Linked DNA regions of Mus musculus: all the other regions are linked to region 1. Evidence: chromatin loops called from intact Hi-C (ENCODE). Cell type or tissue: heart. All regions are shown on one strand.

Region 1 (8,000 bases):
CAGAGCCAGAGCCTACCTCCCAGGGCAGTTACATTGTGTTCCTCGATTCCAGGAGAACCAGTCTTTCGACTTCAGTGAGATGGGAGGTTGTGTTCCCATAATCAGCAGCACTGTGCTTGGAGAAAATGCCACAGAAAGATATACTGGGGATATTTTCAGGCCTGTTCCCAAAACCCAAGTAAATCCCAGTTAGATAAAAAGCAAGAGTGTGAAATACTACTAAAATTAAATGTAAGTTTATCATGGAATTTTGGCAACACTACAGACTAGGAAAACACTCTAAGGTTTATCTGGAGTATTACACAGACTCGGAACTAAACTTTCAATAAAATGTGGGTTTTTTTGTTTTGTTTTGTTTTTGTTTGTTTTGAGGTAGGCCTCAAACTCTGTAGATGAGGATGGCCTGGAACTTCTAATCCTCCTGCCTCTACTGAAGCTCTTGGGCTTTATTTTATACAGATTGTAGAGTGGGGGGGGGGGTGCCCTAGTTAGGGTTCTATTGCTGTGATGAAACACCACGACCATAAGCAACTTGGGGAAGCATATGGTTTATTTTGCTTATACTTATACATCACTGTTCATCATCTAAGGATGCCAGGACAGGGATTCAAACAGGGCAGGACCCTGGAAACAGGAACTGATGCAAAGGCTATGGAAGAGTGCTGTTTCCTCCTGGTTTGCTCTTCATGGCTTGCTCAACCTGCATTCTTATAGAATCTGGGAATACCAGCCTAGGGATGGCACCACCCACAATGGGCTGGGCTCTCCCTCATCAATTACTAATTAAGAAAATGCCCACAGCCCAATCTTACAGAGGCATTTTCTCAATAGAGCCTCCCTCTTCTCTGGTAACTCTAGTCAGTCAAATTGACATAAAACTATCCAGGACAAGGAGCAACATGTCCATGTGACTTTTATCATCTATTTGACATGCGTATGACATTGTATTTGTTACTTTTTTTCCAAGACAGGGTTTCTCTGTGTAGCCCTGCCTGTCTTGGAACTCACTCTGTAGACCAGGTTGGCCTCGAACTCAAAAATCCGCTTGCCTCTGCCTCCCAAGTGCTGGATATTAATTCTTATACATGGGCTTAGAATAAACTTGCTAAATGGTGCTCAATAAATTCTTTTTTTAAAAACTTTATCTGCATTTATTTTATGCTGAATTTATTCCTGGGCCATGAGTTTTTGTTTCTTCAGTTTCTTCTGGGATATCTTTTCCTTCTGTGCAGCCTCCTCTTCTGGCTTTGGAACGATCTGTTCCTTCTCAGTGAGGATCATCTCAGTGTGGCAGGGGAGCTCAAGTATGGGTTAATCCGGCCATGAGCTCTGTAGGTTCGTCGGCGCATCTTAGGTTGCTTTGTTCACCTGGATGCGTTCAATGACTAGAGAATCTACGTCTAAACCTTTAAGTTCAGCGTTACTCTCTCTGCATTTTTAAGCATGTGCAGCAAAAATTCAGCACTCTTTTTTTGGCCACTGACCCTGTGTCCAGCCCCACTGTTTGGCCTGGGCGCACCTACCGACTCCATCATTATACCGCCGGAATGGCACACATTGCTTCTTTAAAGTGACATCCTTCAGATACTTGGTGGCTTTTCGGATATGCATACCCTTGATGGCCTGGGCAGTTTCCCGGGTGTTCTTAAAGTGAACAAGAAGGTTTGACCCTCTTGATTTGCATGATTTTGTGGGGTTTTCTGGGTCAAGAGAGTAGTGAACCATCTTGGCAGGTGACCTCTGGCCGCTTACAGGAAGAGCTCAATAAATTCTTGATTAACTCATTCTGTCAAGGAATGCTACCTGCACCCTCCCACTCCACTCCATGCACACAGGTTTCTCTGAATAACCCCCCCCCCCCAAGCTGTCTTAGAACTCAAACTTGTTCTGTACACCAGACTGCCCTTGAAATCACAGATCTGCCTATCTCTACCTCCCAAGTGCACAGACTGAAGTTGGGAGCCACTATCTAGTTGGAGCTGGCTCAGACTAGCTTTTGAGAGCTGAATGGTCAAATCTCAGGTGTTTTATGACCCAGGTGACCTCCGGTTGGTAGTTTAAAATGGACATTTGCAAGGAAATTGGCAAATGCTATCCATCAATCTTTGATTCAGTATTTGGGATTTGGATTCAACTAAATGTAGAACAACTGAAATATGTCCTTATAATTGCTTCCAGAACAACCATTTAATAACCCCACCCCATCCCCGCCACCAAAGATTCAAATAGACATCTAAACCAAAGATCAGCAAATCAATTCCTGCTGAATATTTTGGACAGGGCCCACTGGACCCCTATCTTTGGAGAAAGTTAGAGATCCTTTATCTAGAAAATCCCCATCCACATTGCCAAGGGTCCTTTATAATTTGATTCTGACAGTCATGGAGGTTAATATCATGGAGGTTAATTAATGACATCTTATCTTCCTGTGATGGTTGATTGTGATTGCCAACCTGACTAAATACACCTAAGGCTCATTGTTGGCCATACCTCCCTGAGAGGTTTCTCTAGAGAGAAGTGATGGGAGGAATACCGAGCATGAGTCTAGGCAGTACTATCCTAGTGGTCTTGGGTCCTGGGTTGAATAAAAAGCAAAGAGGAGGAACTTGAGTGTAGGCATTTCCTCTTTCCAAGTCTTGGTTCACAGTCCTGCGAACACAGCAGCAGGCTGCTCCCATGCCAAGTTTCCCACACTATTTTATTTCCTCAAATCCTGAGCTCAAATGACCCTTCCTCCCTTAAGTTGCTTCTTGCCAGAAAACTGATTAGATCAATGAATGAGGAAAGTAACTTCATAAACCATGCCTTGTTGCTAAAATTCCTTCCCAGGGGACAACATAAGCAATGGCTACTCCTTCTCCTAAAGTCTCAACAACAAACCAAAGCATGATTCCACCAAAGTTCACTAGAAGAGCCCAAGTTTATTGGACTTCCTTACAGAGCATAAGGGACATGGGTGCTCCAGGAAAGTCTTTATGCAGCAAGGATGAGGGCCTCAGCCACATAGATGGAATCAATCTATCTCTCTTCTCTCTCTCCTCTCTCTCTCTCCAAACCCCAGTCTACTTTGACCTATTTACTCTAGACCTTCTTTGCGGCTACTTGCAATTAAGGAAGCATTGTAAACAACAGGTGGTTGAGAAAGGCTGAATACCCTGGTGAGGGTCTTGTGACCTTCCCTACCTCCAGCAAGGGGTGTGGTAGTCTGTAAGGCCAGCTGGAAGGAGCCTTTTCCAAGAAAGTGCAGCTGAACTACCAAGATGGCAGTTGCTTGAGTGGCTGGAAGAATTCTTATTCACAGCATGCCATAAACATTAGAGATTTTCAGAAATAAAATATAGACAATTACAAGGGTATTCTATAAACACACCAGTAGATGTTATCTACAACTAATTTATTTATCAGAGCAGAACAGATTGGGATTCTAAAGGACAATGGAGTGAAGACTTTCAGGGGAATGTGATGTGAAAACAGAAAGTTAGAGGGGGAAGGTGTGTGTGTGGGGTGGTTCATCATGGAAGGCAGCCTGGGTTAGTGCTTAGGGAGAATACAGCATGGAGGGAAACCATACAACAGGGGAACTAATAAAGTTGGAAAGATATATATATATGAAAATTCCAAAATCCTTGCTTGCCTAATGGGGGGAACTTTCTACCCCAAGTAACAATTTTCTCACACCTAGACATAACGCTTATAACTTCTTCCTGTGATTGAACAATGCTGGCAGAAATGTAAGTGATATCAAGTGACGCCGTATTGCCATTTTATACTTTGAAACTCTGACCCAGATTTCAAAGAGCTCTGCTAAGAAGTGTTTATGCAACCACAGTTAATCATAGAACAGGGTTCGATGGCCCAAGAGCAGAACTATGGAATGCCTTTGCATATTTGGGTCACGGTACACTGTCAAGAGTTCACATTTGTGCAATGCTGGTTAATATAAAGTGCTGGACTGTATTACACGTTATCTTTACGAATAAATGACGTGGGATCCATATGTGAAATAACTTATGTGTGCCTACATTATGCCGAAAATACTTTTTCAGCCATTATCTCTGATGCCACCTCAAGCCCGAGGTGTACAGTAACTTAATTGGACAGAATACAAAAGGCACACATCATCTAGGCTAACTCCTACCCGCTGGGCGGACAGTCCTAGGCATTCTGTTTCTGCCCCCACGCAGCTTGGAAGACAGACAATATGGGTTGCCCTATCTGACCAAACCGGTTTGACTCCAGGGAGGGAAGCTCAGGCCTCACTGAAACAGTGAGCACCTGTGGATGCATTGGTTGCTCACTGGCGTCTGTTTCGCGGTCCTTTAAAGACCTTTCTCCATGGGTTTAGCTTTCAAGCCCCGAGCACAAGACAAGGCAATCGCAACTCCTTCCACCCGGGCACCAACACTACGCTTATTAAAATAAAGTAGCTCGCCGCTATTTCATAAGCAGACGCCCACGGGGACCAGGTGGGGAGGATACCGGGACCGTGAGCAATGGGCCAGACGTTTCTAGCAATTTCGCTGGCCGTGACGTCATCTTAGCGCACCATCACGGTGCCTGGCAGAAACCCCGTTTGCATTTCTTTCAACGAAGAACGGGAGACGCGAAGTGGGTTAAGTTCTCCCGCCATGCCCAGCACTCCATCGACCTTGAGGAGCCCGCGCTTCGTCCGCCGGCTAGAAAAGGATCGAGCGCTGCCATGCATGAGTCGGCTCCTTGGCCAACGCGCTACCCGGCGTGCCTCGCGCGGCCGGCCGCCAGGAGTCGGCGCGGCTACCAGCGCGTTACCCAGAGTGCCCTGCGCGGCGCCGGCGACGAGCGTGGGGGAGGTGCGGGAGGAGGAAGCGGCGGCGACGCGGAGAGTCCCCGCGTCCACACGGCAGCCGATCGCCCACCCGGGGCCTGCACCCGCAGCCCGCGTCCACGCACCCTCGGCGGCCCCGCAGCCTGTCACGCCTCGCGGACCCGGCCGCAGCCCGCAGTGTCGCGCTCGCCTGAGTCACCGCCATGGCCGAGAGCGCAGAGAGCGGCGGCCCACCGGGCGCGCAGGACAGTGCGGCCGACGGCGGCCCCGCAGAGCCCAAGATCATGAAGGTCACGGTGAAGACGCCTAAAGAGAAGGAGGAGTTTGCCGTGCCCGAGAACAGCTCGGTCCAGCAGGTGAGGGCGCCGGCCGGGCAGCCGCCGCGTCGCTGACGGGGCGGGAAGGGCGGCCTGGCCGGGCGGCGGCCCCGGGCAGCTCCGGTCGGACCCCGCTGGGTTCCGCTGCGTGAGCTGTGCGGGGCCGGGCCGGGCGAGCCGCGCGGCCTGGGCTGGGCTGCGCCGCGGCCGCCGAGCTCCGGGCCCCGGGCCCCCACTTCTCACAAAGGGCCGGGCGCTGCGGGGCGGCTGGGCGCGGGCGGCGCTCGTCCTTTGGCCAGGCTGGGTGGGGGGTCATTGTTTCACCTGCCTGCTAATTGGGGAGATTTAGGAGTGAGAAGCACGTGGAGGGTTGGTTCTCGGTTTTGAATGCTGAACTCCTTCCCATCTTCGAGCCTCCTATATAAAAATTATGACGTGGAACTTGTTTTCAGTCGCATTGTGATAGCTCACGCCTGAAAGGAGAAAAGTAAATGACTTTGATTCATTGGCGACTTGCTGTTTCTGTTACAATACTTCCGTCATCGCTTAGCTGCCAGTCATCGGATAGGTTATTGTTTGATCTTTAGGGAGACGAGACAGACACCTAGCTGGGTCTTAGCAGTTGGTTGCAAGGAACCTGCAAGAAAGCACAGTAGGTGATAAGGGGAATTCTTATCAAGTAATTGCTTTAAAGTCTATTCAGGCAAACAAGCCTTGCAGTTAATTAAGAGCCTTGGGAGAACCAATCATGTATGTTTCAACACAGTCTAGGGCACTTGAATTGTTGACAGTATCAAACATTGTAAACAGTCTTATGCGAGGAAGCAAAGTATCAACCACTGGAATGTACTTTTAAGTTCTCTCAAGGTTTATCTAGTTCCAAAGGTGAGGTCGGGTTTTTCTGAAGCAGGAGGGTGTGTGGCACCATTGAGAGAAACTCTTGTTGATTGGATCATTACCATTGTTTGTTAACGCTGCTATAAAAAATTTTACCTTCTTTATATTCCCAGCAGGTCTGTATGTCACCCACAATTGACATTTTCCAGCCTTTTCTGCATCATGCATCTCTTATTTCTAAAAATACACTTTAAAGTTGTAAATATCAGTATTACCCTTATAAGGTCGGCAAGCAGCATGGGTGTTAGTGGCTTGAGAACAACTTTTTTTGAAAAATGGTATTCCACTTATGTTTGAGGTGCGATGATGGGACATGGTTGCCTTTGCTGGTTTTTGCAGACCCGTCTACACCTGTGTCAGCCAAGCACGTGACAGCTGAAGTCTGTTACAGTTGACGGCACACTTTTCGTCTTCCGTTTTCTCTTCAGTCGAGCTTTTGTCACCTCTGAAGATTTTTATTTTCCCAACAGAGTTTGAGTTTGCATAAACAGAGTCCTCTCTAATGTGGTCTTTTGGATAAGGCTTTTTTTCTTCTTTCTCTCACTCAGCATATTTTTTTGAGATTCATCCTTGAGAAGGTCTGTACCCCTCCCACCACAGAGATCTGCATACTAGGCACAGCCTCCAGTCTACCACTGAACCAAGTCCTCAGCTCAGTACTTAACTGCTCAGTGCCTTTCCATGAATGTGCCATAATCTGCCAGGGTTTTTTCAGCTGGTTGTAGTTCTTGAGAACAGCAGCCTCATATAAATCCTTTAGAGACCATATGCTTTTTATCTGTATTAGAAGAGCTCTGGTTACACTTTAGATCTTTGGGGTTTTTTGTTTGTTTGTTTTTGGTTTTGTTTAAAAGACAGGTTTCCACTCTGTAACTCCGGCTGTCCTGGAACTCTCAGTGTGTAGACCAGGCTGGTTTCAAACTCATCTGCCTCCCAAGTGCTGGTATTGAAGGTATTCACCACCATGGCCTGCCAGTTCTGTTTAGTTTTATAAGAAACCTGAAAAGTGTACTATTTTGCAGTTCAGTCAACATCATATGGGTGTGTGCTCCTGTCCCTCTGTCTCCTTGTTAATATTTGGTATGAGCAGGGTTTCTTGTTTTTGTTGTTTTCATTTTTTTGAGACAGGGTTTCTCTGTATAGCCCTGGCTGTCCTGGAACTCACTTTGTAGACCAGGTTGGCCTCGAACTTAGAAATCCGCCTGCCTCTACCTCCCGAGTGCTGAGATTAAAGGCGTGTGCCACCACGCCCGGCCGTTTTTGGTTTTTTTAATTGTAACTATTTAGTGAATGTGTGGACATATTAAATTAGGAAGCTCTTGAGTCTTCCTGAGAGTCCCAGTTTAGTTTTCCATCTTCCTGGCAGCTTCCACATTTTATTTTTGGACATTAGAAATAATGCTTTATAAATAGAAAAATTATTTAGGTGGGCATCTATAGGTTTGTGGGTTCTTTGTTTTTGTAATAGTGACACTAGAATTATGAATTCTGTGGAAGCTTATTATGTTTTACTATGCTGTAACTAAAAATGACTTTAATGGATAAAAGTAAGGCTTTCCTAAGGTAACTTATTCTAATGTTGGTTAATGTTTAAAATTTTATCTGTTGTTTTCTGTGGGTGCAGAAAATGTGATAAAAGTTGAAAGCATAGCCTGCACCACCAACTGAAAGCACATCAAATGCTGGCTGAGTCTGGGGAGTGCACTCAGAAACACGTGCCAGAGTTGGATAAAGCAGACCTCAGGTACTCATTTGTAAAGCTCTATTCTTAGCACAAGAAAAGGTCTGCCATTCTTAAGTTAGATTTTCCTTATAGAACTTACTAGGTTTGGAATTTGCTATAAAGTTTGTCGCTGAGTAATATTTGAAGGCTGTAAGACATCCTTGCAAATGGTTAATAGCAATTGTGATTGGGGCTGAAGTCAGCGATGGAGCATGTGGTTCAGGAGACCCTGGGTTGAATCCTCAGTGCACCCCACATC
Region 2 (8,000 bases), 58 kb before region 1:
CAAAGAGTACATATTAATTTTGGCTCAGTTTTGGAGGTCCCTGACTGGCTGGCTGACTGGCAGGCCCCGTTGCATTTGGACAGGAGCACTTACCAAGTAAAGCTCACTTCATTGCCCAGGACAAGACTAAATAAGGGGAGGTCTGGGATTCCACCGCCTTCAGGAGCTGCTGCCATTGGCCTAAGGGCCTTCCCCCAGGCCCTACCTCTTTAAGCCACCAGCGCTGCCTTAACAACAAAGCCTTTAACATGGGGGCTTTAGGAGCAAAGGGAAACTTTTATATAGTCACACGCATGGGAGAGTCTGGTATTTCATAGTGACAAGGATATGTTCTGAAAGCCACTCAGCGGGCTGACTCAGTCACCGCATGGCGCAGAGGCCACTAACACAGACGAAGGCAGCCGGATGTCATTAGACAACATTTCCTTAGCTGGCTGATGTTGTTTGCGTGGATTTTTACTTCTCTGAGACAGAGTCTCGATTGCCTCAAATTCTCTTTGTAGCTTAGACTGGCAGCAAACTCATGATCCTCCTGCCTCCACCTCCTCTAAGTACAGGATCTGCCCCTCCCTGGCCAGCACCCTGCAACTCCATCTTAGGAGATGGACCACTGTTGGGTGTGGTGTGGTGTGAGCCAAGACAGTGCGTGGCTACATACAAACAATATAACGAGGCTATTCCTTTCAAAGCCCTTTCTGCTTCTCAATTCTTTGACCCTTTCCTCTCTTCCAAGGACCTTGGACCGTGTGGTCCTTCACCGGTACTCAGCTATTATCATAACAGAAGTTGAGGTGGTCAGCTTCTATTTATTTATTTATTTATTTATTTAGGTTTTTCGAGACAGGGTTTCTCTGTATAGCCCTGGCTGTCCTGGAACTCACTCTGTAGACCAGGTTGGCCTCGAACTCAGAAATCTGCCTGCCTCTGCCTCCCTAGTGCTGGGATTAAAGCACCACTGCGGGTGGTGGTCAGCTTTTGAAGAGAGATTAGTTCTAGCTCACTCAAAGTTTCCTGTGCTCTGGTGTTTGGCTTTGCTTTGAGGCCTGTGGGGAGCACCGTGGCAGGGAGCTAAGCCCTAAGCTGCTCACTCCACAGCCAGAAAGGAACAACAACAACAAAGACTGAAGTAGGGTCCAGAGTCCACTCATCTTTTGAAGCTACCCCCAGAGGTGCTGTGCACCAAGCCTTTACCAGACTTACCTCTTGGGAGCCCTCAGGATCTGAGGTGCAGCACTCAGTCCTTCCCAGGCCCACTTCCGGCACCCTGGCATTACTAACAGCTACAGATTCGTTTTCACGTGCACCCTACTCAACTGTGCTGTGTTTAGGATATTCCCTATAGGACCCAGGTTCTAAAAAAAAAAAAAAAAAAAAAAAAACAACCCGGTCAAATGCACCAGTTTAGAAGCCTTACTATATGTTCAATTTTATGTTTGCAGATGCCTGCCTGCAGGTATCTGTGCACCGCACTCATGGCCACAAGATCTGGAGCTACAGGTGTTTGTGAGCCATCATGGGGGTGCTGCGAATCAGACCCACACAGGTCCTCTGAAGAGTGGCAAATACCCTCAACCACTGAGCCATCGCTCCAACTTTACGGTACTTCTAGATGCTCCTTCCTCCCTCGGCCTTCCAGCCTACCACGCCTGAGTCCATGCAAATCCACGTTGTTCCCTTCAGAAGGGGAAGCTCTTCCTCCAGGCCCGTTGCTGGGGTGCTGCCAATTCCGGGGGATACCTGGAGGAGGTAAAGGGTCCTACCTGGCAGTGGCAGGCACAGTTCCTGCTCATCTTCTATGGGAAATAGTGCACAGGAGCATTAACCCGCGGGGGCTGAGAAAAGGAGTCTGTGTTCAGGGGCACGAGTTGTGATAAACGATTAGCTGACCTTGCTCTGGGGACACTTTGTTCTTGATCTATCAATCCACCCACTTACTTCAACATGCCCTGAGTGTGTGAGCAGGGCTAGGACTGTCTCTAGGCAACCCCGAGCCCGAAAGTAAGAGTCTCTAAAGCCCTCCTCAGTGAAAACACGGTTGTTGTGATCGTGGCAGCCAGTCACAACCCACACACGTGGTTTTCCCGCACCCTCCACGGTGTGTGGTTCTGACCCACACTCCCTGGCCCAGCTTTGACGAGACTGAAGTCCCCTGCTGTGGTGCCTTACCCAAGTGTCCCTCTCTTCCTCCCTGCCCACCCTCCCCTCCTCTGTTGACTTTCCTCATCTAGAGCTGAGCTTCCCAAAATCTGATGGGGTCACCTCTTGGAATTTCTTTGAGGTTGCAGATTCTAATGGGCAGGTGTGTGTTAGGCCCGAGATCCACACGTTTCTGACAAACTTGCTGGTGACACACATGTGGTCAACTTTGGGGTAGCAAGACTCTAATGATGATGTATTTCTAGACTGAGTCTGCCCCCTTCTCTTATAGCAATACGCTACTAAGCTGAGGAGTTTCCGATCCTTGTGTGTGTTGTTCATGCACATGCTGGGAGGGGGTGTGGTTATCATTTGTCAGGTGCTATCTTTTTGTGGAGAGTGGGAGGGTAGCTAACAAGACCGAGGGATCCACCTGTTTCTGCCCGCTAATCTTTGGGACCAGAGCTTGATATACCACGCTGGGAGCTTTTACATTTATTCTGGGGCTAGAACTCAAGCTATCGACTGAACTATTCCCCAGCACCCAGTGTACTGTCCAGGTGCAGTTCTTTCAGCTGTTTTAGAACTGCTTCAACTGCTTATGGCCACCTATTTAGCTGCCTTCAACCCCAGTCCTATGAAAACCGGTAAGTAGCTGCATCCTCCTCTTCCAAGTGTTCACGCTCCCTCTTACAAGCAACCGGGTCTCAAGACCTCATTTCTCCCTTCCCAATCAGATGTTCAAATCCTGTAGAATGCACCTCCACATCACTTCTCAATCATTTAAAATTCTTCCTGCCTTCCTTTATCTTGTCTTGCCCCATCCTCTTGGCCCCGACCCCCGGATCAATCTTTCTGTGTAGCCACCGGCCTTGGACTCACTTTCTGATCAGCTTGCCAAGTGTTGGGGGCTCATAGCCGTGTGTCCTCACCGCCCCCCCCGCCCCCCCATAGCTCATCTGTTATTACCGTCTGCCTGGTCTACACAGGACTGCCAGTTTTCAATCTCTAACATCTGCAGGAGTTACAAAGCAAAAAAAGCCTTCATTTCTTCCTTCAAACTTCTAAATCCTAAAACATCAAATATTGCCTTAAACATCAATCCTTACTCTTGGAACTCAGCCATCCCTCACCACCGCCGCCCCCCTCCCTCATTTTTCAGTCGTCTCTGCCACTTGTCAACACCTCCAATCTCATTGTGGAACGCAGCGTCCAATGGCCTCCATCCAAGGCCCCGAGGTCTCCCCGCAAAACCCCACCTCTTCCCAGGCCAAATCCAAAAGCCTCCTCCCTCGCGCTGCCCCAAAGATGCTCGCAGTCCTCGGATCCCGAGTAACATTCTCTTTTTCCACCGGGCCCTAGGGTGATCTGGCGTCTTCTGCGATTCTTTGCTTCGCTCCCCACTGTGTCCCCCACGTCTACACCCGCGGCGGTGACTCGCGCGGGACATCGCCGGGCAGCCCGCACGGCTGGGCGGTAGCGGACGGGTTTGCCGGTAAGCCGCTTAACTTTGCAAAACTAAAGCGGCCCCGGAGGTGCTCCCGCGGGAACCCAAGGCCGTCCGGCTGTTTGCATCTCGTGCAGCACCGCCCTCCCTCGCCGACTGGAGGTCCGCCTCCGCCCCCGGGCCTCCCCACAGCCTGGCGATCCCGCCGCGCGCCGCCCGCGGCGGCCTAAGCCTCCTCCCGGAAGGCCTCCCACCTTCCCGGCTCCGCGACCCCGAGGACCGCGGAGCCGCCGCCTACGCGAGCCGTTTGGACCCTGCGCGGCCCCCGTAGCGCGGCTCCTCCAGCAGGTGGTTCTGGTCCTCCGCAGTCCGTCCCCCGCGGACCTCTCCTCGGCGTCAGCGTCCGCCGCGCTGCGACCCTCGGCAAAGAAGTCCCGCGCGCCGGCCGGCCACGGCGGGCGCCAGGCTTGCGGGTCCGCCCCGCCCCGCCCCGCCCCGCCCTCCGCGCGCCGCCGCCCTCCGCGGGCCCGTTACTGCGGACGCCCCGCGGCCCGCGCCCAACGCCCGGGGGTAGCGCGGGAGCGGCGGGGAGACGGGAGCGGCCGCACCGCGGCGAGGGAGGCCCGGTGAGTCTACGGAGCCTCGCAGCTCGTGGCTGAGGGGACGCGGCCGAGTGCGGCCTGAGGCGGGGAGCGGAGCGGAGCGGAGCCGAGCGGGGCTGAGCCGAGCGGGGCCGGGCGGCGGGAGGGCCGCGGAGGCTGCGGGGGAGTGCGGGCCGCAGGCCTGGTCCGCCGCGGCCGGCCGCGGGAGTGACAGCAGGTGCGGCCGCCCGTTCGGGGCTCCCCGGGGCGCCCACCCGACGCCGGTGTCGCTTGCAGGCTTGGACACCGCGTCTCGGCAGCGGCTGGGGCTCGCCCAGCCCGCCGCGCTCTTTCTCCGGGTACTTCGCGAACAAGTTTTGGAGCACCCGGAACTGCTCGTGCGTGAGATTTGGCTTCGGTTCCCGAAGGAGGAGAGAGGGGCTGCTCGCCGCTCGCCTTCCCTCCCTCCCTCCCAGCAGCCCGAGGTAGATGCGCAGGCTCTCGCACAAGCCCCTGCTGTCGGGGCTTCCAGCAGCTATGCGCGGCGGCGGCGGTGGCAGCGGTAGGGTGCCAGCCTCGGGGTGTCTGTAAACGCGGAGCAGTCGGGGCAAAAGTTTATCCCATTGTCTGCCCCGCTCCCTCCACTGGCGACATTTCTCAAGGGATGTCGGTGGAGAGTTCTAGCGAGAGGCAGAGGCGCTGGAAAAACACAAGCATTGTTCTTCAGCCTCGTCTGTTTATGTGAAGGCGCTTGCGCCCGCCTGTCACGGGAATGAAGTTAAGCTGTAGCTCCAGAAATACTGGAGAAACTGCCGAAAGATGGTAATGCTGTATTGAGAATCTTCCTAGAAAGCCTGGGGTTTCCCTACACTAGCTTATGCCACTAAAATCGGTTAGTCTAAGCCTCTTTAATGTGATTTTTCACTAAAGATCGAAATACACCTGTTTAATATTAACCCTAGGGGCTTCTAGCAATCACTCTAGAGCGAGAACCTACACGTGGATCAGAGGGACGTTGTGTGCAAGTGAAAATCACCTTTGCACTTCATGACTGAATTCCTTAGTACATGTCTGCAGTTTGCTTTTTGTTTTTGTTTCTAAGAGTTCACAACCCACAGAAGTTGAGAGCTTCGGATTAGAAAAGGAAGGCTGCACCTAACCAGTGTGTGTGTTGCGGGGGGGGGGGGGGTGGGGGGGGGTGGTGGAGCTCCGGGTATGCCTTTAAGTTTATGTCATTTTCGATAAGTGTGTTGGAAGCAAAAGTTTCAGGACCGTTGGTCCTCGATCCCTGTAACCTTAAGTTCTAAGAAGTCAAAATGACAGTCAAGCAGCCAAGAAGATGAGGGAGACCAGGCCATTCCTTTTCCTCTCATTTTGTAATTCGTAGGGACAGTGCTTGGCATCAAACCCAGGGCCTCTTGGAGTCGCAAGTCCTCAGTCTGTTGTGTTTGATCTGTTAGAGTCCACCAAGGCCTCTCTAGCTGCACGAACTGGTGTACACCTGTATTCCCAAGACTCAGGAGCCTGGGACAGGAGGATTGAGAGTTTGGTTCCAGTGCAGGCTACATGGTGAGAGAGCTGCCCTCTCAAAGCATATGGCCATATTAACTGATGACATTGACATTGCATAGTTCCGTTTTGGATCAAGCTAGGTGGTTGATAGTGTTGATCGACACAGTCACTACTGTTCATTTTTTAAAGGGCTGAAATTATGTACTTAAGTTCCCCCAGGCTCAATTCTTTCCCGACACTGATGTCATAGAAGAAGGTGCTCATGATGGCAGTGGCCCTTCATAGAGACCAAGGCCTCAAGAAAACAGGTCATTCATTTATAAATCTTGCTAGGCGTAGCTTGGCCTGTTCCTTAGTAGCAACAGTTTATCTCACACCCTCACCTTTTAAAAATCAGCAGTTTGACACAAAATCCAAAGCTTCCTACAAAAACAAGATTCCTAGGGGGAAAAAGATGAGTTGTGGAAACACTTCGTTGTGACGGTGCTGTTAGTTAGATGGTGTGTGCTCTCCACCCTCAGTGTTCAAGTTCAGAGCACAGATTCCAGTGCACACTTAGGTATGGCACTGTGTGATTGGAGAATGTAATTAAGCCTCAGTCAGTAAGCTTGAGGTCATGATTAACTTATTTAATGTTAATAATGTTAATTAATGTTTCTTCTTCTTTTTTTTTTTTTTTTTTTGCTGAGACTGTTTTTTACTGTGTAGCCCAGTTTAGCCTTGAACCTATGACCTTCCTGCCTTATCCCTTCCAGTACTGAGACTGCAGATGTGCCCATTACAACTGGCTGATATCTGTGCCAAGTCCTTGATTGATATATATATATATATTTGGGAATACAAAGAAGAGACCTGTGTTGTTCAGCATTTTGTAAATCAGGACAGTAGGGAGCTAGATACAGTGGTAGCTGTTGAAAGAGTCCATGAAGAACAGAATTAAGTGTAAGTGCAGGAACATTAACGAGAAGGCAGATCAGAATTGCAATGGGGCTAAATTTGAAGAACGGAGAAGTTTTAAGTGGAGGAGACAGACATTCCAGACTCCAGGAACAAGTGAACACTGAGCAGTCTGTTTTCTCGCAGAACAGGGAAAGTGGGAGAAATCACTGTAGAATGTAAGTGAATTACTTTTTTAATAAAAATATAGCCATAAATTAATCCAGCAGCTGTATTTCTTTGCTTTATTCCAGTCCCCAATAACCACACAGAGTAACAATATTGATTTAAAACTAGTTTTCAGTAGCTGAGCAGTCAAATGATCAGTTTTTACTTTTATGCTAATCTGGCTACCTCCCAACCCCATCCCATGATACATGCATAATATTACTGATGTGGCTTTTTGGGCTTCGGGTATGTTTCCATGATCTCTCTCCAGACCCCTTCCTTATGGCTTTGAATCCTCCATCCTCCTTGGGCTGATCTGCATCTCTTTATCCCCTCTCCTTCCTCTGGTTGATGTACTTCCTACCCTGTTGTCTACTCTGTCCAGCCATTGGGTGGTCAGTATTTATTGACAATGGTAAAAGCTGTTTACACAAACTTTAGACAGGAATTCTTGGAATAAGTATTGCAATGCTGTGTCTTGATTGAAACAAGACATGAGGGCAGAGAAATCAGCATTTCATTTAAATAACGCAGGGTAAACTGCACAGTGTACAAAAACACGATGCCTACATTCCCCTTTTTGTCGAATAAAAGGCTTTTTAAATAATAATAAACAGCATGCATTAGGAAGAATTATGAAAACTATTCGATAAGAGTTACATTCATAATATCCAGTCCATTTATTTTTGGCAACTTAGATAAAGTATTCTACCATCCTGTCTGGTGAGTTCAAGTTCTATATCTAAATCACTTTCTATCTTAACTTGTACTACCATCCTAAAAACATCTTGTAGACCTGGAACATCATCTTAAATCCTAAACAATTTATGCATATAGTAAGGCTGTGACTATCTAGCCTTCAGCCCCATCAGAGACCTGAGAAGGAATGAATGTTACCCGAGTGTGCAGGCAATGCTGGGATGCAGCTTCCAAAGATAAAAGAAATGGCCGACAGCAGCCTGCCTGGACAGATCCCCCATGTCATCTGTGGCTCACTATAGCTGACAGACTTCTTGTCAGGAGTTGTGAAGGACTTGCTCCCCCTGTCTTTGCAGAGCCTGGCAGTCTGCTTCCTTGCATCCATTTGTCCTTTCTGAACAGATTTGTCTGTAGGTGAAACATGGACATTTTCTTCGCCCAGTAGTTAGCTTGCCTCCATTGAAGCAATTCCACATCAGGTTAAGATGCTCATCTTCTTTGAAGTGAAATGGGGGTACTGT
Region 3 (8,000 bases), 87 kb after region 1:
GTTGCCTTAAAGACAGCTTCATCACCAAGATGCCCACCCCAGAGTGGGTGACAGCTCAGGGAAGCTGGGAACCTGTACCTCACCACACACCTTGCAGGCAGCGGTGGAGACATGTCTTCCAAGCAGCTCCACTGGCCTGAGAACTTTTCTCTATAGAACTTATTTCTTAGAGGTCCTCAGGGGGGAGAGGAGCCTGGTGAATCTGGTGGATTTCAGGGACTTCCTGCAGTTACTGTTGTTACTGTTTTCTGAGTTAAAGTCGCTTCCCTGAAGGACAGAATGCTCCCCCGGTGTCTTAAGGAGCTTCCCTCAAAGTTGGAAGGTTTTATCTCAGAGGAGATTGCTACCCAACAAAACCTTTCTGGCCCTTGTAAAGATTCAGCCAGGCAAGTGTCAGTCTTAGTCTAAGGCAATGGTTCTCAGCCTTCCCAATGCTGCTGCCCTTTAATGCAGCTCCTCGTGTTGTGGTGACCCCCAAACCATAAAATTACTTTTGTTGCTACTTCATAACTGTAATTTTGGTATTCTTGTGACTCATGTTTTCCAGTGGCTTAGGTGACCCTGGAGTGGATCATGACCCACATGTTGAGAACCTCTGGTCTAAGGCGTTCAGTAAGATTCCAGTGAACATCTGCAAGACATAAGCAGAGACCAGCGGATCATCTTGCGGATCATCTTGTATCTGTTAGGATCTCAATGGTAGACAATCTGGTTGATATGAAAGCTCCTTTATCTTCTGGGTTTGTCTCCTTGCATTTGACGCTAGTTTTGGTTAGTAGAGTATGAAGAAGCCCAGCTTTGACATACAGGATTGTTGCTGGAGGATCACCTATACCACCTTTGACTAGCTGGCTAGAGGGTCCTTCTGCACTGCACTGTATGGGAATTTTAAGTAGCTGAGGAGAAGCCTGGGCAGCAGGGGGTGGGAGGCACAGTGGGTGGCACCTTCCAGGCTCAGGCTCCTTGTAGGCCTCAGATTTTAGGAACCTTTAGACCACTTGAGTTCTACAGCTCTACGTGGGCTGAGGGCGTGGTGTCCCCTCAGCCTTTCACAGCACCCAGTGTTTCACCTGTTGGCCCTGAAGGCTTGATAATGCTGTGGAACTCTTCTGGTGACCAGAGCTGGCACTTCCTGTGGCTATTGACAACCTTTCCTTCTTCATTCTCAACCTTTCTCTCTCACTACCCCCACTCCACCCCGCTGGCCACTCCTAACATTGCAGGTGCTACTGCTTCAGCTGTCAAGCAGCTGGTGGCGGCGGGCTAATTCCTGGGGTGTCACTGCTGCTTGCTGCTTCTTTCATCCTGTTACCAGGTCAGCTGCACAACTAGATGAAGGTAAGAAAAGATCACTAGAATGGAACTTTAGTGGTCTAATATTGTAATAGCAAGGCAGGTGGCATGGGAGTGTCTCTCAGCTGACACAGCACGTGGGCCTGAGCATCCACCTTACTTTAACCCTTTCTAGACCTCAAGGGGAAGAAAGGCCCTTCTGGTGTAGGAGAAAATAGAGTTTACTGAAGCACTGTAATAGGGAGTCTGGTATACTGCCCTCTAAGGCTTAGGATTTGTGTGTATGTGTGTCCAGACACAGCTGTTGTAATCACAACTGACAGCAGCTATGGATGCCTGCATGAGGTCTGTCCAACAATGAGCAGATCCACAGTGAGGCATGGGTGATGTAGGGACTCTCGGGTTCCTACCCTCACTTTTGGCCTATTTGCCACTGACATATTCAAGAATGGGGGCTGCTGCCTTTGTGTTCCCACAGGCGGCCTCACCAGGCTCCAGTGCATAGATCCAACCCAATAGTCAAAATATAGCCCCTGTCAAACTAAACGGTCACAAAGTTATGAATCCGATGAAGGAATGGATAAGGAAGAGCTGGGTTGACAGAGATGGGAGAGAATAATCATGAATTGTCAAAAAACAAAGTCAATAAAGACCTGAGCTGGTGAAATGACTCAGAACTTAACAGCTGCTCTTGCAGAAGACCTGGGCTTGATTCCCAGCACCCCCATGGAGGCTCTTAATCTTCTGTAACTCCATACATACACCAAAATAGCTCCTTCCCTCCAGCTTTCTGTTTGCTGAGCTAATATTTTAGCCCTCTGGTGTTCATGTGAAGCACACTCCACCCCACCCTGCTGCATGTATCAAATCCTGGCATGCAATGGGGCAATGAAGTTACTGTCTTAAAAACTACTTTATGGGCTGGAGAAATGGCTCAGCGGTTAAGAATACTGACTGCTACCTGGGCAGTGGTGGCACACGCCTTTAATCCCAGCACTTGGGAGGCAGAGGCAGGAGGATTTCTGAGTTCAAAGCCAGCCTGGTCTACAGAGTGAGCTCCAGGACAGCCAGGGCTACACAGAGAAACCCTGTCTTGAAAAACCAAAAACCAAAAACCAAGCCAAACCAAACCAAAAAAAAAAAAAAAAAAAAAAAAAAAAAAAACAAAAACAAAAAAAAAAACAAAAAAAAAACAAAAAAACAAACTGACTGCTCTTCCAGAGGTCCTGAGTTCAATTTCCAGTAATCACATGGTAGCTCACAACCATCTGTAGTAAGACCTGATACCCTCTTCTGGTGTGTCTGAAGATATCTACAGTATACTCACATAAAATAAATCTTAAAAAAATTAAAATGTTTTAAAAATTATGTGTAGGTGTGTGTGTGTCTGCATGTGCACATGAATGCAGGTGCCCGTGGAGGCCAGAGCTTCAGTTAGACCGAAGCCCTGACCTGGGTGCTGGGAACTGACCAGAACTCAGGTCCCCTGGAAGCTGCAAGTGCTGTTAACTACTGAGCCATCTCTTCAGTCATGTAGTTCATTTTAAAATGGAAAAACCAACCAACCAACCCACATTTCTCTTGTATGCACTGGCTGGTTATGTGTATCAACTTGACAGAAGGTAGAGTCATCAGAGAGAACAGGACTTCAGTTGAGGAAATGCCATGAGATTCAGCTGGAGGGCATTTTCTCAATTGGTGATCAGTGGGGCAGGGCCTAGCTCATTGTGGGTGGTGAGGGCCATCCTTTATGATCCTGTGTGCTATACTAAAGCAGTCGGAGAAGCAAGCCCTGTGAAGCTAGAAGCTAGCAAGCAGCACCCCTCCACAGCCTCTATCAGCTCTTGCCTCCAGGTTCCAGTCCTGTTTGAGTTCCTGTCCTGACTTCCTCCAGTGATGGACTATGATCTGGAAATGTAAACCAAATAAGGCCGTTCCTTCCCAGCTTGCCTTATTTCTACAACCCTAAGACACTGTAGAAATTGAGATCTTATCCGTGAACACTAAGCACAGTCCCTGACAGTTTTTTTTTAAAATCTAGTTATATGGATAAAGTTGGCAAAATGGCTGTTCATATTCACGAAGCTGGCAGCCCAGTAGAAGCTGCTGGCTGCAGGTCACAGGGGTGCACCAGATGAGGGAGATGAGAAGTAACGGGACAGAATGGGGATAGGACGTGTCGGGGGACACTGCTCCAACTCTAGTTAAGTCCCCTGGGTTTAATTCCCAAACCACAGTTGGGATGGCGGTGAGAAGGCAATAAAAATAGGAAATCTCATAGGGCATGCTTATAATCTAGTGCTTGGGAGTTCGAGGTCAGCCTGGCTCAAGGCTAGCAGTGTAAGGATGGGGCCGAATAAATCCTGCGTGGCTCGCAAGGAACATGTCCGCAGGAGCTCGCTGCTGAGTTCACAGGGCGGAGCATCGCCAGCGGCTACCGCAGGCCTGGCTCGGGCCTGGTCTGGGTTACCCGGTCTCAAGGGCTTTGGTGGTGTTCCCTCTCATGGGCTTGCTTCGGCGGGCAGAGTGGCACGGGGCAAGAGTCGCATTGGATTAATGGAGCCACCAGCCCACCGTAAACGGCCAATAACCGCCTTGGGGTCAGGCCGAGGCCCTCCATCTTTGTGCCGCCCCTAGGGGAGCCGACGCCGGGTGCGGGCCGGCCCCCAACAGTCAAGTTTTTAAAAAGTCCGCGCGGGGGCCACCCGGGCTGATCCGTTGGGAACGGCCAGAATTCCCGCGAGGACGAAGCGTGCGGGCGACAGAGGGTTCCGCACGGGAGGCGCCGGGCCAGTGCTCGAGAGGAGCGCGCCCGTCCCGCGGCAGCGGAAAACGGAAGTGGGTCTGAGGAGCAGCCGCTGATTGGCCGGCAGGTCACGTCCCTCAAGGGGCTGGCGCGAACGCCACTGCGGAGCTGGGCCTGGGCATCCGGCGAGGGGAGGGAGGGAGGGACGACTGCGGGAACAGCCGCGCGGTCGCCAGGAAACGCTCCACGGAGACGCGCGGAGGGCTCTGGCGGGCGGTCTCCCGGGCCCCGCGGCCCCGCGGCCCCGCGTCGAGTGCGAGCGCGGAGGCGGAAGGAGCGGCGGTCGCCGAGGAGCCCCAGGCCCGGACCGGGGTGGTGGGGAAACCGCGGAGGGCGGGGAGGCCGCGACCGAGAGCGGCGCTGCGGCGCGGTGGGCGGGACCAAGGCGAGCGGCCAGGCGATTGGCCGGCGTCCCGGCGTCGCTTGTGACGCACCGCGCGGGGAGGGTGCGCGCGCCTTCAGCGGCCTCTTTGTGTGGTGTCCCGATAGGGGAGCGGAGGTGGCGGCCGCGGCGGCCCCGGTCGGGTTCCAGCGTCCTCGGCTCGCCCTCGGGCCGGCAGCGCGCCCCTTCCCTCCCCCTCCCGCCCCTTCCCCGCCGGCGGTGGCGGCGGCGGCCGGGCCCGGGCTCGGACGAGGCCTCGGCGACCGCTAACGGGCGACGGCGACGCGGCGGAGCGCGCAGGGCGGGGGCAGGGCCCGGGCGGCCGACATGGAGAACTCGCAGCTCTGTAAGCTGTTCATCGGCGGCCTCAATGTGCAGACGAGTGAGTCGGGGCTGCGCGGCCACTTCGAGGCCTTCGGGACGCTGACGGACTGCGTGGTGGTGGTGAACCCCCAGACGAAGCGCTCCCGCTGCTTCGGCTTCGTGACCTACTCGAACGTGGAGGAGGCGGATGCCGCCATGGCCGCGTCGCCGCACGCGGTGGACGGCAACACGGTGGAGCTGAAGCGCGCCGTGTCGCGGGAGGATTCGGCGCGGCCCGGGGCGCACGCCAAGGTGAAGAAGCTGTTCGTGGGCGGCCTCAAGGGCGACGTGGCGGAGGGCGACCTGATCGAGCACTTCTCGCAGTTCGGCGCGGTGGAGAAGGCGGAGATCATTGCCGACAAGCAGTCGGGCAAGAAGCGCGGCTTCGGCTTCGTCTACTTCCAGAGCCACGACGCGGCCGACAAGGCCGCGGTGGTCAAGTTCCACCCGATCCAGGGCCACCGCGTGGAGGTGAAGAAGGCGGTGCCCAAGGAGGATATCCACGCGGGCGGCGGGGGTGCGCGGGCGGCCCGGGGCGGGCGCGGCGGAGGCCGGGGCCGCGGCGGCGGAGGCGGCGGCGGCGGCCGAGACCAGAACGGGCTGGCCAAGGGCGGCGGTGGCGGCGGCGGCGGCTACAACAGCTACGGCGGCTACGGGGGCTACGGCGCCTACGGGGGCGGTGGCGGCGGCGGCGGCTCATACGGCGGCAGCGACTACGGCAACGGCTTCGGCGGCTTCGGCAGCTACAGCCAGCACCAGTCCTCGTACGGGCCGATGAAGAGCGGCGGAGGCGGCGGCGGCGGCGGCAGCTGGGGCGGCCGCAGCAACAGTGGACCGTACAGAGGCGGCTACGGCGGCGGCTACGGCGGAGGCTCGTTCTAGAAGCCGGGTTCCGGATGCCGGCGGCGGGCGCGGCCATCGTCGCCCTCCGCGCCCGCCCCAGGTGCCCTCGGGGGAAGCCGCTCACCCTGGGGGGCACGACACCCCCCGCTTGCCTGCCCGTTACCCCCCCTGAAGGTGGACTCGGCCCCACACACACACATTTTTGTGTTACAGTCATTGATGGACTCTATTTTTTTATTATTACTTGGACCTTGGTCGTTTTTATACTAGCAAAAAAATGTCTTGTTTTAATTTGTGTTTTTTGGGGGGGCGGGTGGGCGGGCGGGAGTGAACTTGCTGATTCTGTAGCAACACCTGGGTGGGGGTTGGGCGGGAGGGTAGTTTACTTTGTTGTAAGGACTTGATACCTGGCTACAGCGTTTTCTATGAAACCTACTTGGATCCCATGCCTGGAATTTGGAAGCATATGTACAAAAATCATTTTTACGTTTTATTTTTAATAAATCATTGTGTTTGACCGTACATGTCTAACATTTTTTTTTTCCTAGGATCCACTCCTTACCGTTTTAAAGGATATTTTTGTTAGGTTTTGATGTGTACTTCGAGACGCTTAAAGGAGGTCTTGTGGGCTCTTTTTTTTTTTTTTTCCCCTTCCTGTTTGCCCAGTTAGTGATGTTGAATTTACCTTTTACAGACAAAATCTTTCTGAAGTGGTGGATGTGGCTGTTTAGTCCTGTGCATCCATCTCTTTGTAATAAGCGATTTGCTTATCATCTTGACATGGTTGGTTCTTTCTATGAGAATTTACTTCAAAACATGTACTGTGTAGTTTAAAAAAAATAGTTTGTGTTTAAAGCATGTGTTCTCATTCATATAAACTGTTTAAAACTTTTTTAGGTGACCTAGTTTCTTCCTTATTGGTTTGTCTGTAATGAATGGTTACAAATAAGGGTTCTATTTTACCCTAACACTAAATGAGTTTTTTTTAAATGTATTTTCAGAGCAGGTTTAAAAAAAGCGTTTCTTCCCTAAGTCTGAACTTTGTCCTCTTTTAAGTCCAACGGATGTAGCACCATCTGCTGGTAGAGTGGCAGTATAGCTGCAAGACGGTTGGTTAAGAAAAACCCAACTTACTTGTTCAGGACAATTTCATCAGATTTAGCAGTTTGCCATCAGAATTCTGCAGACTTGAAAGGTCCACATTTACTTGTAGCTGAGACGGGCTTCCCGGGAGTGTAGTTAACAGCCCGCATCAGTCACTTTTTCTACGTGAGATTTGAACATGTAAACTGCTATGCATAGCTTGGGCAGTAGCCCCAAACTGCTCCGGTAGCTACTGAAGCAGCTGTGTGTACTGGGGTTTTAGGTGCAAGTTGTAAAACAAAATATCTGTATTCTGCTTGGTTAACGTGTATTTGTAGCCCTTCATGCAATAGAATTCAAGTTGTTGTTTATAAAAAAAAAACAAAAACTGATAATAGAAGAAAATGCCTTCCTGGATAGAAACATAGAATAGCAACGTTTATGGATATCACAAATAAAGAATTCAATTCTTACATGATTGAGTGAGAGTATGTATAACCTGGTGGGTGGGCTCAGAGTACCTGCTATCTTACTGGGTTTGACGAGATGGTAAAAATTTGACTCGGATTTTGGAAGCCTAAAGCCTAATGGCATCAAGCTTTTCAGAAAAGATTTTTCTTTTTACCTTTTAAAATATTTTAATGTTGGAACCCCACATTTTAAGTTGTCACTGAATAATTCCTAAGATCTGATTCTTGCCAAAATATTGTAAGTACTAAGGTTCTTAAAGAGGTAAGAGGATTTATGTTTGGCTAGTTTGGTAAGTGTAGTGAGTGATAGCTGATGTTTGGGTCATGTATTTAACACTGTATAGGGGTGTGTTTGCTGTGGAAGAAAAAAAGTTGGATGAAGTTCTTTGCTCACAATTGCTTGCTTCCCTTAAATTCCTGCTTGAAACTACACTTGAAGATCTAATGCAGGCTTTGGTGGGGGGGGGGGGTCCCTCTAGGATACAGGAAAAGACCTAAAACTCATTACATGTTACCTCAGACTTTCCCCGGTTATTTTGGATGAAGACTGAGCTGGTAGGTATTGGGAGGTGACTAGTTTTAGTAATAGTGACTTAGCTAACAGTTCCTGGTGCATTAACAGCTCAGTGTTCACCCTTAGTGATGGATGTACTTGAATAGTAGGAAAGGAAAACAATGTTTCTGTAAGCACTTACTGTGTTTCCCCTAGCAGCCTCTGGCATGTGGAGCTTCTTGATGTCTTGGTTCACCTGTGAGAATC

What was found. Hi-C counts contacts between places; a loop is a spot of excess contacts. Peaks named below come from ENCODE experiments on the same cell type or tissue, not always from the same donor. Only the 100,000 strongest peaks of a DNase experiment are listed, where the experiment ranks them.
Region 2: it touches region 1 in a loop (2.3-fold over the local background); 3 of 42 quality-filtered maps call a loop at or near these places.
Region 3: it touches region 1 in a loop (7-fold over the local background); 5 of 42 quality-filtered maps call a loop at or near these places.

Annotation. Positions count from the first base shown.
Region 1 is chr13:58,212,444-58,220,443 of GRCm38, reverse strand. Ubqln1 (ubiquilin 1) reads left to right here and starts at 4,791. Exons shown (of 11, transcript NM_026842.4): 1 at 4,791-5,160. The coding sequence starts at 5,008. It also overlaps the pseudogene Gm48432. In heart, a CTCF peak has its summit at 4,754; a DNase peak (open chromatin) is centred at 4,783; H3K4me3 peaks cover 2,887 bases; H3K27ac peaks cover 1,991 bases; H3K27me3 peaks cover 318 bases.
Region 2 is chr13:58,270,283-58,278,282 of GRCm38, reverse strand. Gkap1 (G kinase anchoring protein 1) reads left to right here and starts at 4,095. Exons shown (of 12, transcript NM_019832.4): 1 at 4,095-4,209. Gm26555 (a long non-coding RNA gene) reads right to left here and starts at 3,432. Exons shown (of 8, transcript XR_873524.3): 1 at 1-3,432. In heart, no CTCF peak of the experiment used is centred here; a DNase peak (open chromatin) is centred at 3,812; H3K4me3 peaks cover 2,590 bases; H3K27ac peaks cover 1,829 bases; H3K27me3 peaks cover 331 bases.
Region 3 is chr13:58,125,122-58,133,121 of GRCm38, reverse strand. It overlaps Hnrnpa0 (heterogeneous nuclear ribonucleoprotein A0), which reads left to right and starts at 4,566. Exons shown (of 1, transcript NM_029872.1): 1 at 4,566-7,243. The coding sequence starts at 4,809. The coding sequence ends at 5,726. Gm40964 (a long non-coding RNA gene) reads right to left here and starts at 2,367. Exons shown (of 4, transcript XR_001780964.2): 1 at 91-2,367. In heart, CTCF peaks have their summits at 3,939 and 6,787 (motif pointing left); DNase peaks (open chromatin) are centred at 3,071, 4,151, 4,541 and 5,221; H3K4me3 peaks cover 4,220 bases; H3K27ac peaks cover 3,440 bases.